2 separate regions of the Homo sapiens genome follow, and region 2 is linked to region 1. Evidence: chromatin loops called from intact Hi-C (ENCODE). Cell type or tissue: Caco-2. All regions are shown on one strand. Links, peaks and the distances in the headings refer to the core of each region. The heading gives the core; the rest is flanking DNA.

Region 1 (7,837 bases), core at 2,459-4,958:
GTACTTTACAAACCTGTTCATTGTCTTTGCAGTTGACGAGCCAGGATAAAACCCCCGCTGTGATCCAGAGAGCCATGCTGAAGCACAATCTGGACTCAGACCCCGCCGAGGAGTACGAGCTGGTGCAGGTCATCTCGGAGGACAAAGGTGGGCATCCTTCCGAGACAGGCATGTTCCTTCCCAGGGCAGGTGGCTAGCACATGTCCACAGTGCTCCGCGTTTAGAAGGCAGAAAACGGATACGTATTGTTTTATTGGGACCTAGTGGTGGTTTTTGATAGTGCAAGGGTGAACAACCGTGCCATCACCTCACTTGTGGAATTAAGTATCTCAAACCGCTCTCCGATTCCCCAGCTCTTGTTTTTCCTGCGATTTTGATGAGTATTTCTTCTGCCCAGTCTTTCTGAGCTCTTCAAACACTTTTCTAGGAAGAAGTGTCTCCCTGTGCCAGGAGGCAGAGGGTAGGGGAGTCTGTTGGGCATTGCAGGTGGCCACACACCTCCTTTACCCAAGAATGTGTTTCTAAGTTGTGTGTGAATCTGAAATTTAGTGGTTCCTGTAATAATTTCTCATCATTTCAATTAATCATGTATGAAAGGTATTTTCTTTATTCATGATCAATTTTAAAATAACACAAACCTCTAACTTGAAGGTTATTTACCTCACATTTATTGAGGCAAAGAACTGGTAATCTATGAAAGGCTTCAATATGCCTGGGAACATATTATTTAAAGAAATCTCTTTTATGAAATACTTTTTGGGGGAAATAATCACCCTTGCATGTATCTGTCTGCTAATATGAATTTGGGGATTGTATTTGTTGAGAGAAGGAAACAGGCTGGTAGAAAACTCCTCTGTACCTTGTCACTTCACAGACAGTGACTGTCAGGATAGGTCTCTTCTCCAAGTGCAGAAGGAGCAGCAAATATTGTTGACCGAAGCCAACCCTTTCTGCCGCCAGACCCCAAACTGTCCATTGCAGCCACCTTAAGTAGTCCTCTGCTCACCAACAAGCAGTGTCCCCTATAAGTGAGAAGCATTCCACAAGCTAGGCTATGGGATCAGCATGTCACCCAGGGCTCTATTGCTGGTTTAGAGGAGAGTGGCTGAAATTAGAATACTACCTTCTCCTAGAGATTAAAAGCTACAGCCTCTGGGAAAATTCTTTTTCAGTTTCCTCTTGGAAGATTTCTCATTCATTCAGCTGAGCCTTAGGCTGTGGGGCAACACTTTCTCAGTTATAACCTTTTGATGTAATTATAATTATAATTCTAAGCCTAAAAGATGGTCTCAAGTTGTACCATTTTGCTTACAACACAGCACTAAGGTGAGGCTGGTGGGTCTAAAGGTCCAGGAGTCTCGAGGGGTAGCCAGGACCCAGTGTTGCCCACCAGCTGTGTGGTCCTAAATGCAAGCTGCTGGACCCCCGGGCCTTGGTCCTTAATTAGAGACAATACCCTGCTGGTTCCTCATATATCACAGGGCGATTCTGAAGATAACAAGAAATCGTGTACCTGAACATGGGGAGACACTAAGTGATATATAACTGTGAGGACTATTATTACTGACCTGTGAGTATGTGGGCAGCAGCATGGGACACTTTGAGGGGATTGTTCTCCGCTGAGCCTTTGTGCACAGAATGTACAGGAGTCACTTGGAACCTGCTCATATCAGTCTTGTTGTTGGATATCAATGTTTGAAGTTAACTTAAGACTCAATTTGTCCAGTTTTACAACCATATGCCTCTCTGGTTGCCTCCCCGACCCCACTACCACAGAGCTAGACTTGCACATTTTACCTTTTTTAATTCTGTTTGTTTTTTCAAATACTCATTACACTTGAGTGCTAAATACTGTATACCTTCTTGTGGCGATTACTCAAGGATCTAGAACCAGAAATGCCATTTGACCCAGCAATCCCATTACTGGGTGTATACCCAAAGGATTATAAATCATTCTGCTATAAAGACACATGCACACATATGTTTATTGCAGCACTATTCACAATAGCAAAACCTGGAACCAACGCAAATGCCCATCAATGATAGACTGGATAAAGAAAATGTGGCACATATACACCATGGAATACTATGCAGTGATAAAAAAGGATGAGTTCATGTCCTTTGCAGGGACATGGATGAAGCTGGAAACCATCATTCTCAGCAAACTAACACAGGAACAAAAAACCAAACACTGCATGTTCTCACTCATAAGTGGGAGTTGAACAATGAGAACATGAGAACACATGGACACAGGGAGGGGAATATCACACACCGGGGCCTGTTGGGGGGTGGAAGACTAGGGGAAGGATAGCATTAGGAGAAATACCTAATGTAGATGGCGGGTTGATGGGTGCAGCAAGCCACCGTGGCACATATATACCTGTGTAACAAACCTGCACGTTCTGCACATGTACCCCAGACCTTAAAGTATAGTAAAAATAAAATAAAAATTAAAAAACAAAAATAAAAGTGAGGCTGGGCATGGTGGCTCACGCCTGTAATCCCAGCACTTTGAGAGGCCGAGGCAGGTAGATCATCTGACGTCAGGAGTTCAAGACCAGCCTGGCCAACCTGGTGAAACCCGCCTCTACTAAAAATACAAAAAAATACAAAAAAAAAAAAAAAAATTAGCCGGGGGTGGTGGCACACGCCTGTAATCCCAGCTACTTGGGGGGCTGAGACAGGAGAATCACTTGACCCTGGGAGGCAGAGGTTGCAGTGAGCTGACATTGTGCCACTGCACTGCAGCCTGGGCAACAAGAGCAAAACTCCATCTCAAAAAATATAATAATAATAAATAAATAACTTAAATAAATAAAATAAAACTGAGTCAAAATAACTTTGCTTTGATGATTTCATATTACACTTGGAACAATCCTTGTTCAAAAATTACAGATGTCTAGTTGGGAATCATTGAAATTGAAAATAGTTTAAATATTAAAAGAAGGGGATATTTGCTGCAATATTTGCTGCTCCTTCTGCACTTGGAGAAGAGACCTATCCTGACAGTCACTGTCTGTGAAGTGACAAGGTACAGAGGAGTTTTCTACCAGCCTGTTTCCTTCTCTCAACAAATACAATACCCAAATTCATATTAGCAGACAGATACCCAGGAAGGGGAGCATCACACACTGGGGCCTGTCAGGGGGTTGGGGAAAAGGGGAGGGAGAGCATTAGGACAAATATCTAATGCATGCAGGACTTAAAACCTAGATGACAGATTGATAGGTGCAGCACATGTATACCTATGTAACAAACCTGAACATTCTGCACATGTATCCCAGAACTTAAAGTAAAATACTATAAAATAAAGATATGCACGTTCAGCACATGTATCCCAAAACTTAAAGTAAAATTTTTTTAAAAAAATATACATACTTTCCTACATGGGAAATAAAATACTCGTTTGACGGGATTACTTCAAAAAATATTTCAATATTTCAAGTAGAATTCTGGAGTGCTGTAGATTTTCTGTTTTTTCTATGTCATTGGATTCTCTTAGTCTTTGAGAAAATCTGCATACTGGGGTGGAAAATGGACTGCAGGAGAAACGAAACCCGAGTTCAAATCCCAGTTCTGCTATTCACTAGCTGCCATCTTGGGAATTTTCTTTAACTTTTCTTGGCCTCTGTTTCCTACTGTACTTTTTTTCTAGTTTTAACATTTTCTATTGGAACATTTAATTCATGGAGCGAATTTCTAAAATCTCATTTGTACTAATTTTTTAAATTGGGATTGAGAAGCTGGGGCCAATTTTTGGGGTAGTGATGGTGATCACTGTCTGGTTCAGGTCACATTCCAGAGATGAAGGGCCGTAGTCCCGTTCTTGTGTCTGGGCAAGGTTTACAGCTGCCGTTGTCAGTACTGAGCTGACCTCCACAAGCTGACCATCTTATCTTTCCTTATCTTTTTCAGAACTTGTGATTCCAGACTCAGCAAATGTCTTTTATGCCATGAACAGCCAAGTGAACTTTGACTTCATTTTGCGCAAAAAGAACTCCATGGAAGAACAAGTGAAACTGCGTAGCCGGACCAGCTTGACGTTGCCCAGGACAGCTAAACGGGGCTGCTGGAGTAACAGACACAGCAAAATCACCCTCTGAAGGGAGGGACCAGTGGCCCCTTGTTTGCCAAAGGCAGAGTGGGGCTGAGAAACAGGCTGCGGTGATTGCAATTACCATCCGGTGTTCGAGGATCATTGGTGAAGTCAGCAGATATTTATTGAGTTCCTGTGGTGTGCAAAGCATTATGATAGGCACCGTGGGGAAACTGGAAATGAATTTGACATGAAAAGGATGAACGATTCACTGATTCTCTTTGACTCATTTGAGACTAAAATGCAGAATTACCAACATTTAAAACATATATATGCACATGTATTTGGTATGCATGTGTATCTATATAAAAATATATAAGAGGGACTTTATGGGATAGTATGGACTATGGAAAAACAAATTTGCACAATGGCCTGGGAAGTTGAGGTCACTTTTTACAGGGAAATAGAAGAAACTGAGAACCTAGTCTCGTATATTCTGAGTAAATGGAATCAGTCCTGGGAATAGAGAGTGTCCTTTGTGCCAGTATTACAAGAAGCCCAAACTTTATTTTTATAAAGGGAGAGGATGACTTTCTCAATCAAGTGCCACCAGATAAAAACAACTGCAGAGGCTGGAACTGCCACAGGCTGTATGAAAGGCCACTTTGGAAAGGGTTTGGATGAGCTGGTGGCCTTCAACCTCTGCCTGCATCTGCCACTTTCTGCTACCCTAGGGAGGCCAGGAGGAGCTTCGGAGGACCATCGCCCCACTGGTCTAGCCATCATGACACCTCTGGAGGTGTCAAGCTCCTGAAACAAGCTCATTTCAGTTTCTGGCAACCCCGTGTATTTCCGTTTTCCCCCTAAAGAACATATCATAATCATTGCACAAATAACCATGTTCTTTGGTAATGAAGCCAGAAAAGAAAGCGCAAAAGAATGGTGACTCATTTGGACTCTTATCTGTCTTGGAATGTCACTGCTTCATTGCCTTCTCTGATTGCCTTTTGCATGTAAAACTATGTGTCTGGAGTCTTTTGCCATCTGGATCTTAGTACCTCTTTATTATGTGCAATTTATTCCTCAGGTGTGGAAATTTCTACTGCAATTGACTACGTTTGATTATTTTGAGCTTGTGAAAGATTTCTGAACAGTGATTGTCCCGTTAATAGCCCCTCAGAAGATGTTCCCTGCTGATAACAGCATCCTATTTTACTTACTTTTATAGCATTACTGTGCCTAGTCGTGGGGAAAGAGATGGGGCTGTATAGATTATCTGAATCATTTGTCTAAGAGGTACATTCTTCCAGATGGAATCAATAACTTTTTTTTTTCCAGGTTCCCGTGCTTGCTATCACAGTATCATTGTTAAGTGACACTTTTGTCTCTCATAACACCATCACACTCTTCCTTCCAAGTCTGAGCTGTGCTGGGGTTTGAACTAAAAGCCATATGTGGAATATTGACATGTGTAAGAAGCACTTTCAGAATGTTGTCCTTTTTAAGAAATGATTCTCAAAATACCAGTTTTTATTCCAAAAATTTAGAGAACAAACCCGGAATATGAAGTGCAGATTGTAACATGGAGCTATTTTTTTTTCTTAATCCCATAATACAGCTCCTAAAAGTTGTGTGGGATTTGCGTTGCATAAATAGCCATGTGAATTCCACAAGAAGCACCAGGGAAAGTTTAGAGATTTGCGGCAATGGACCGAAGAACGGGCCAGGAAGTCCTCCAATTTCCTTTGGTCTTTCCAGGAGATTGGACTACACATTGTAAAGACTGACTGGGTTTCAACTAGTCAAAAAGCACTTTCTTCTGTTTTCAATCCCTGTTCGATTTGTGCTTCTGTGCTTGTAGGAGAGATGGCCAGGGTGGCAGCCCTCATGCAGGTTGAAGTATATGTAGCCTCAGCCTGATATTCTTGGTGCGAAGGTAAAAAAAAAAAAATAAATAAAACCATTGGCCTGGTTGAGGGCGTGACCACCAAGACATATATGTTGTGCCCGTGTTCATCCTGTGTATTTATACTGTATATGTAGAGTCTAGATTTATATACTGCAATGTAAAATATATATATATTTACCTTTTTTAAAGACAATGGAAATTCCAAGTAGCTAAAACTTAGCTTCATTTATTTAATGCCACTTTAAATGTCTTAAATTTGTTTCCTGGTGGACAGCCGGGTAATGCTTTTAGCTGCTCGCATGCTTGTCTTTCTGCATCTCCATCATCTGTTTACCTTTTGGTTAAACTAATAAACTAGTTTGGGACTTGGCTGGCATGTGCTGCCAGACCCAAAGGGATTGTATCTGGATTATTAACCAGGTGGGTTTTGGGTTCCAGTGTGTCAGTAAGCTTTTGGGAAGCCCGCTGAATTGGTTGGAGGAGCACAGGGAAAGCCAGTGGCAGAGTTAGGTGGGATCCTCCCCACTGGCAAGTGTCACAAGCCTTTGGGGGAAAGAATGACTTCCTTAGGAGACTGCAGTCAGAGATGATGCCGTTGCTAGATTGCTGTTCTTAGGGATGGAGTCTCACTCTGTCGCCCAGACTGGAGTGCAGTGGTGCGATCTCAGCTCACTGCAATCTCCGCTGCACCAGTTCAAGCAATTCTGCCTCAGTCTCCTGAGTAGCTGGTATTACGGGCGTGAGCCACCACACCCAGCTGATTTTTGTATTTTTAGTAGAGGTGGGGTTTCACCATGTTGGTCATGCTGGTCTTGAGCTCCTGACCTCAGATGATCTGCCCACCTCAGCGTCCCAAAGTGCTGGGATTACAGGCATGAACCACCGCACCCGGCATGGGGACACTTAATAATCCAACTTAGAGTGAGGGTCCAAGTTAGCATTTTGTCACCTTTCTGAGAGCCTTTCCCCGCATTTTGTGATGGATACCACCTGCATAATTCTTGAAACCGCCCATGGTGCCTTGGAAGCCAGGGGGACCTCCATGGAGGGAGGAAAGGCATTCCCGAAAGAATTACACTTGAAATCCTTTTAAACTGATCCATGCAGTTTCCCCAAAGGCATTACGTCTGAGGCCAGCTTCACTGGACAGATGCACAGTATTGTCATTTATCATACTGTTAAAAAGTTCCCAGGATTATTTTCTAGTAGATTTCTAAATGGATCCAAATTATCAAATGTTCTGTGCCCTTGTGGAATTTTTAGAGGAAGCCAAGTAGAAATTTTAATAATAGGAAATTGATAATATGGGGTAGGGCAGAAAAAAAAGGGAATTTTGTCTTTGGTACTTGTTTTTTCAAGATCATTCTAAAAGCCTGTTTCCCTTGTTTTGCCTTTTTCTAGAAACTGGGCCTGGGGACAGTCTGCCTGAAGGAATAATGTCTTAAACTTGTCTTCTTTGGAACGTTTGTAAATTCTCCCTGCAGCGCAGGATCATTAGGAGGCATACAATACTGCTTTACGTGTCCTGATTTCAGGGGGACTGAGGAGGTTCCTGACTCAAACCTCTTTTTCTTCAGATGCCTACATTTCCACTAGGCAAAGTTATTTCCATTGCATTTTGCATTGCTTTTCCCCCTAGACATCTCTCTTAAAATTAAATACCTTTGGAAGGGATGTGTTAGGCTAGGCTAGGCTGGACCGAAGTAACAAACCAAGAAATTTCAACAGCTTAAGACCGAGGTTTATTTTTTCTTTCACGGGACAGTGTAATGCAAGCCAGGAAACTCCTTAGTAGCTTTTCTCTAACAGCAGCTCACAGATCCAGGCAGCTTCCATCTTGCAACTTCGCCATCTCGGTGTTTCCCTTCCAGTCACAGTGATGATAAAGAGAG
Region 2 (7,837 bases), core at 2,614-5,113, 71 kb after region 1:
CCTCTAATGGTTTATAAGCTCCATGAGGGCAGGGATATGTCTGTCTTTGCTCATCACTGTATCCTCAAGCCCAGGACAGTGCCTGGCATCAGCACTGGGTAAAGGGTTGCTAAATGAATAACTAGATGCAAAAATGCCATCCTCACTTTTTACAAGAAAACTCTAAATATTTAAAACATGTATTTTTCACCAGTAAAAATGAAATACACAATCAGATAAAGAAGACAAAATGACTTTTGGGGTACTTCCTCTCTCTTTCATAATCCATATCTGGAAAGTTTGACTTTCATGTGGGCTCTGGAAACAGGAAGGAATCAGATGCTGTTTGGTATTAAGCTGCTGAAGGCTCCAGGGGAGCCCAGTAACTTATCTAAGAGGAAGTGGGGAATGCAATCAGTTGCTTTGAAGGCAGCACCCAGGAAATATCTGGCCAGGACAGAGGTTCAAGCAAATATAATTGTGGTAGATGGTAAATATGGCAACAGGTGAGTAATTCTTTCTGGCTTTCATTGGGGTGTGTCTTTTAAGCCAAATTAGAAATCCAGCAAGAGGATTTGGTATGCACCATTATAAACAGAGTCCAGCTCCAGCCAATGCAGGGAGAAGGCTGCAACCTCCCTTTCAGACCCAAAAAAGGACCCAATGACTCCCTGAGGAACAAGTAGACCAAAGGGCAGCTCTGAACACCCTTCCTTCCCCAGCCCCAGGTCAGGCCATGTCTAAGGCATACTTTAGTCTCTAGCTGCCACCATGTTCTTTTGGAGGTGCCATGTGAAGGAAGCCAACAATGTCCAACATTCAAAGTTCATGTCCCCAGAATTTCCTAATTTTTCAATTGCCTCTGTAAATTATTTCAGAACATGTCGCTGTTAAAATTCTTATTTTCATTCCCACATCCTGATGTTTAGAGAGGGAATTAGGCATTACCAGAGCTAGATTTGAACTCACTGACCCAAGTTTCTTCAGCAGAGGATCCAAAAGGAACCAAAACTTTCATCAGGACTGTTATGTGTATGAAGACAGAAGAGAAGCCTTTTGGTACAAGGTAGCACTCAAGACAAGGATTCAGTAAAATAAGTCACACTCATTTTCTCTTGTAATTCTTTTTTTTTTTTTTTTTTTTTTTTTTTTTTGAGACAGAGTCTTGCTCTGTCACCCAGGCTGGAGTGCAGTGGTGTGATCTCGGCTCACTGCAAACTCCAGCTCCCGGGTTCACACCATTCTCCTGCCTCAGCCTCCCAAGTAGCTGGGACTACAGGCACCCGCCACCACACTCTACTAATTTTTTGTATTTTTGGTAGAGACAGGGTTTCACCGTGTGAGCCAGAATGGTCTTGATCTCCTGACCTCGTGATCCACCCACCTCGGCCTCCCAAAGTGCTGGGATTACAGGCATGAGCCACCGCACCTGGCCTCTCCTTTAATTCTTACAACATCCTAGGAAGTAGGTATTCTCCGTATCTTATGGATGAGAAAATAGTTACAAAGCTAGTAAGTAATGGATCCACGATTCAAGCCTAATTAACCCTGCAAATTATTATTATTATTTGAGACAGAGTCTTGCTCTGTCACCCAGGCTGGAGTGCAGTGGTGTGATCTCAGCTCACTGCAACCTCCGCCTTCCAGGTTCAAGCGATTCTCCTGCCTCAGCCTCCCGAATAGCTCGGATTACTGGGGCGTGCCACCATGCCCGGCCAATTTTTGTATTTTTAGTAGAGACGGGGTTTCACCACGTTGGCCAGGCTGGTCTCAAACTCCTGACCTCAGGTAATCCGCCCGCCTTGGCCTCCCAAAGTGCTGGATTACAGGTGTGAGCCACTGCGCCTGGCCTTAACCTGCAAATTAAAGGTGAATTTTCAAAAGCAAGGAATGAAGAGATTTCTTTTTGGTAAGGTCTTATGGGGAGTAATAACAAAATACCTGGCATAAAATCAAGGATCCTATATCTAGTCAGATTTTTTAAAAATAGAAAATAAAGCCAAATGTATTTGACTATACTGCCTATAGATAAATTAGATTTTATCCAGAAGGCGGTATGGTGAAGTGACTTTTGAAACCCTTCAGCTATTTAATCCTGGCTAAATTACTTAACATCTCTATAAGCCTTAGTTTCCACATTTGCATTGTTGTAAAGACTAAGAAATCACCTATGAAAAGAATAAACATTAGAAAAAAAACAAAGAGAAGAAAAACAATAACATGAATACATATCAATAGTCATTTCTGAATACATAAAATTTCCAAACTTGTAGCAAGAAAATTGCAAATGTAAGTACTTCATCAGTGAAAGAAATAAGTGCTATAATCCAATAAAAGGCATTTGGCCCTGATTGAGAGAAAAAAATCTCCCAAACAACCAAACATTTTTAAAAAATCTAACCACTGGCAAAAGTGATTTTTGAACTCCAAACCTATAATGAACAGTTCAAAACACATATAGTCATGTCTGAACATAGATGAACAAAAATCTTAAAACCTTAGCAAAGTGGAATACAACAAACGTGTCAAACTCAGTAAAATAAACATCCTCTTGAGTGAGCAGTGGCTGGAGGGAGAGGAACAGGAGAAATCCCTAGGCAGCTTCCAGAGAGTTCTTCAAGCAGGACATTCTGCCAGTGGAGGCGCAGCCTCCGGAAGCCAGAGCCACGTCAGGCTAGCAAGCGCTCAAGGGCTTCTTGTATACTACCTTGTATGTTTGCTTCCAGCGGGTGTGTATTTTTTTTTTCTTTTTTTGGTTTGACTATTTGTTTTTCTAAGGAAACCTTTGGTTTTTCTTCACATTTTTTTCCCTTTAATATCCCAATTTACTTAAAATATTCCAATTACCTTAATACATGTAAGTTTATTGTCTTTCTTTATCCCTTTAATTGCACTTTTATGGGGTATTCTAATTTGTCATCTTATCCTATTCTCCTTTTGAATCTTACATTTTACTTTAAAAATTACGTATACCCCATTTTATTATTATATTTTTACTCCTTTTTACTCCTTATTTATTGTCCTTATATTCAATCTCAACTGTAATACGTGTTTTTAACTTTTCAATCTTATTGAGCTCTGTTCTTTTAAACTCTTTTACCTGAATTATCTAAGTAAACGAATCTTGTGTTTCTTGTATTTTAAATCTTATAGTATTCTTTTCTAGTCTTGTCCCAACTGGTTTGACCTCCAATGCCTTGTACGCTGCCAGGCCCATGAAAGACAGGCCATAAATGTTAGGAAATAAACAGCTCTGCACTGGACCACAGCTGGCCCGCATGCTGGGGAGGAGGCGCACAGGCTTCTCCCACCCCTTCCCTGCACCTCTGATAAACCCTCAGGGAAATCACCCTGTGATCCCTTCAGGCTAACAGAAGAAAATCTATATGAAAAAGAGAAGGCAGAAAGCTGAAGTGATAATGTTTAGAATCCTTAGAAGCTGGAATTCCCATCTAAAGACAAGGCGATTTAAAGGTGTAGACAGTGATTGGGCTTCAGTGCTGAACAAAGACATCTAAAACTCAGGACTGATAAGACAAAATGGACAGAAAACTCCATGAAGATGCAATAAGGAGACCTAGCTCAAAACATTTTTTGGACTCTGGAGCTCTGAAAAGGGGTATTTTCTGCCAAGTTATCTATCCTCAGACAAAAGTAAATGTTTTGACATTCCTGCAGGCTCTGTTAAGTTCCCCACCTCGTGAACAAAGGCCTGCCTAGAGGTGAGGACCTGTCAGCTGACACTGCTTATCTGCCTTAAAACCTCAGTGCAGTGGCCTTCTCTAAACACAGGGCAAGGGTGCTAACTGGAGAAGCCTGCAGTTCTCTCTCAAGTGAGAAATACCTACTGACAGAAACTGAAGGTCTGGACATACAGCAGGTGTCCAAGACTCTAAGAAAGTAAATACTACATGGGTTGAGGAAATGACCTATTATAAATGGGGTGAATATGCACCCAGAGGGCACTGCCACTCAGGCAATCAAAATATTAACTACTTAGGCTTTTTTACATTTTTGAGCTTATCGAAAGAATTTCGATGGTATAGTGCCTGAGTCAGGAAGGGGGTCAATACACATGAGGTGAATGAGTGAATGGACAAATGAATAAATGAATAAACAAATTCATGGCGTGGATCAGGGGCAGGCAGTGTAAAAAGCTCTATAGAACAAGAGGCTTAAGGTCTGGCCACAAGCCCACCATCAACCTAGCATGGAATTTCAAGTAAATCAATTTACTTCTCAAGTTCATTTTCTGTAGAAAAAAACCACATTTTGCTTAACGGAGTTGTTGTGAAGATAAACATAAAATAAAAAAGATTCCCCCCACAGTATTCTGTATAGTAAGACATTATAAATTGTTATATGTCTTACTATAAATTTTACCATGTAAGATTATATAGACGTTTAAGAGAATGATAAATGAACCCTTGTACATACCACCTAGCTTAAGAAGTAGATTTCTTTGAAGTCCGCTTTGTGCCTTCCCTAGTTACTCCTCTTCCTTCTCGGCCAATAATCTCTAGTCTGAATTTTTGGTTATTAATTCCCTTAGTATTTTTTATAGCAGAGGTGTCCAATCTCTTGGCTTCCCTGGGCCACACTGGAAGAAGAAGAATTGTCTTGGGCTACACATAAAATACATTAACACTAACGATAGCTGATGAGCTATAAAAAAATTGCAAAAACAACCTCATAATGTTTCAAGAAAGTTTACAAATTTGTGTTGGGCTGCATTCAAAACCGTCCTGGGCTGCATGTGGCCCATGGGCCGTGGGTTGGACAAGCTTGCTTTATAGTTTCACTACATATGTATATAACCCCAAACAAACTATACTTTAGGCTGTTTTTGAACTTTATATAAATAGATTCATGTTACATGTGTTTTCTGTAGGCTTAACACTGACTTAAAACTTACACATGTTGATACTTTTATCTGTAGTTGATAAATTCACTGCCAATGCTGTAATACCTCACTGTATTATTATACTATAATTTAGTGATCTATTTGACTGTCAGTGGACATTTAGCATATTTCCAGATTTTTGCAATTACAAACAATGCTGCTATGACCTTTGTTGCACGTATCCCCTGCTGTATATGAACAATAGTGCATTTAGGAGTGGCATTCCTGGATCTGTCATAGGTCTGAATATGTTCAACTTTACTAGGGAATGCCAAATTGTCTTCAAAGTAGTTGCACCAATTGATAGTCCCAGGAGCAGTATATGCAAGTGTCTATTGCATATATATTCCCAGCAATGCTTAGAATGTTGTCAGATTTTAAAATTTTTGCCAACCTGGCTGCTGAGAAACGATACATTATTGTGGTATTTATCTGCATCTCCTTATTACTTATCAGGTGGTGGAATGTTTCATATATTTATGGTCATTCATGTGCTTCCTCTTTTGTGAAACCTGTTTGTATTTTTGCCCATTTTTCTGTTAGGTTCTTTGATTTTTCTCTTTTATTCATGAGTTCTTCGTTGATTCTCTACATTATTTCTCTGTCGGTTGGTTGATTCTCAATACTATTCCTCTGTTGGTTGCAAAAATGATTTCCCACTTTATGGGTTGTTTGTCCACTATTTTTAGGATGTCTTTTGATAGAAAGTCCCCTCATCTTATTGTTTTGCTTTTTGAATGACTTGAGTATTCTTGGTCCTTTGTTCTTTCAAATAAATCTTATAATCAGCATCTCAGAGTGCATGAACAATCCTCTTGGGATTTTTATTAGAATTGCATTAAATTAATCGTCTGGAGAGAATCATTATCTTTATCAATTTTTCCTTTCCATGTACATCTATGTCTCCACATTTATTTTGGCCTTCCTTAATGTTTTTAATAAAGTTTCAGAATTTTTTCATAAAGATATTATTTTTGTTAGATTTATTCTTAGGTACCTTACATTTTTGGTTTCTACTATAAATAATATTTTTAAATAAATGAGTATCTGTTAGATACTCAGTTGGTATCTAACAGAAATGCAGTTGACTTTCATATGTGAATTCTGCTATATTTTTCTACCAATTTGTATAATTTATCTGCAAATTCTATTGCATTTTCTCTGTAGATAATCATATCTACATACATACATAATGATTGCTTTACTTCTTCCTTTCTAATTTTTAACCTTTTACTTCCTTTATTTATAGCATTTCACCATCAAATATGATATTTGTTACAGTCTGCTTTGGTGTTTGGCTTTTCTTATTGTTTTGTTTTGTGGGTAGCATTTATTGGGTTGAGAAAATTTTCTTGGTGAGAGTTTTGTTTCGAATGATTGCTGAAATAAAACACTTTTTGCATCTATTGAGATGAACATATGGCTTTTTCCCGTTAATTTGTCGATATGATAAAATGCATCTGTAGATTCTCTAATGTTGAGCTAACTTTCCATTCCTGGTGTAAACTCAACTCAATGCAGTATCTTTTTGCTATGTTGTCGGATTTGGTTTATTAGTACTTTGCTTAGGATTTTTACATTTATGTATATGGGTAAAATTAGGTAGTATTTTCTTTTATTATACGGTCCTCATATGATTTTAGTATTACGTTATGTTAACCTCACGAAATAAATTGGAAAAAGTATTCCCTGCTTTTCTAATCACTCAATGAGTATATATAATGTTGGAATGATCTTTTCATGAAATAATATATAAAGCCTATAAAATCTTCTGGGCCTAATGGTTTCTTTGGGGGAAGATTTTAAACTACTGACTCAATTTCTTCAATGTTTATAAAAACGTGCAGGATTTCTTTCTTCATGAGTCAGACTGTTATATGTATTTCTCTCAGAATTTTAAATATTTTACCTAATTTCTCAAATTTATTAGTATAAATGTATTTATAGCATTCTTATATTCTCAATATTAGTTACATCATTATTTATGTATTCTCCTTTTCATCCTTTATACTGTTTGTATGACCAGTCTTACCAGGATTTTATTTTATTGTTCTTTTCATAGAACCATATATTGGATTATTAGTCCTCTTTGATATCTTCAGTTTCTATTTCATTAATTTCTGTCTTTATATGCATTATTTTCTTCCTTGTCTCCTTGGGTTTATTCTGTTTTTTTACCCGCAAATGTCTTAAGTTCACCTCTTAGCTTATTTAGTAAAATAAAAGTCAAGGCCTTCTAAATTTCCATTATTATTTCTTCCTTGATCCTTGACTTATTTATAATTGTGACTTTTATTTTCCAAATCATGGCAATTTTTGAGTTATTTTGCTTTTGGTTTCCGTCTGGTTGTGATATATTCTGAGAATGTGATATGATGCCAATTCCTTTCAACTTTTCAGTCTCGTTTTTTGGCCTCTATGTGTCTATTTTTTGTAAAAGGTCCATGTGTGTCAGAGAAGAAAATATGTTCTGCAGTGGTGGTACTTTTTTTCAATTTTTCTTTTCTTAACTTATTGATTGATTGATTGAGATGTTTTCCTCTCATTTTATGTTTCTCCCTCAGTAGTTAACGGCTATCATAAAAATAAGATGTGTATATCTAACTTGACAAAGTTTAAATTTAATAAAAATGTTACCCTCTCCAAATCAATACAAGGAACTTAGAATGATTTAACTATAGTCACCCCCATCCCAAATGAAATATTGTTACGTCATATTTTAGTTTTATCTTGATTTTGTAATCCCTTAAATTGCACAGTATTGTTCTCATTTTATAAAGTCAATTAATTTAAGATCCACCCACGTGTTTAACATTTTCTTTGTTCATCATAGATTTCTGCATCTTAAGTCTTTATTATTTACCTTTTCCCTGAAGTACATGGATTTAGGTGATTCTTTACCTACTAGTAAATTATCTCAATTTTTGTTTATCTGAAAATGTCTCCAATTGACTC

The links. A loop is a pair of places that touch in the nucleus more often than their neighbours do. Peaks named below come from ENCODE experiments on the same cell type or tissue, not always from the same donor. Only the 100,000 strongest peaks of a DNase experiment are listed, where the experiment ranks them.
Region 2: a loop joins it to region 1, with 5 times the contacts of the local background. A loop is called at or near these places in 2 of 110 quality-filtered maps.

Annotation. Positions count from the first base shown.
Region 1 is chr1:183,922,190-183,930,026 of GRCh38, forward strand. It overlaps RGL1 (ral guanine nucleotide dissociation stimulator like 1), which reads left to right. Exons shown (of 18, transcript NM_001297671.3): 17 at 33-147; 18 at 3,916-6,343. The coding sequence ends at 4,103. It also overlaps a transcript of COLGALT2 not described here. Among named protein-coding and RNA genes, the nearest start is that of COLGALT2, 110 kb to the right of the region's middle. In Caco-2, for the core only: no CTCF peak of the experiment used is centred there; a DNase peak (open chromatin) is centred at 3,892.
Region 2 is chr1:183,992,924-184,000,760 of GRCh38, forward strand. The region is part of intron 1 of COLGALT2 (collagen beta(1-O)galactosyltransferase 2); the gene reads right to left. Among named protein-coding and RNA genes, the nearest start is that of COLGALT2, 41 kb to the right of the region's middle. In Caco-2, for the core only: no CTCF peak of the experiment used is centred there; DNase peaks (open chromatin) are centred at 3,268 and 3,718.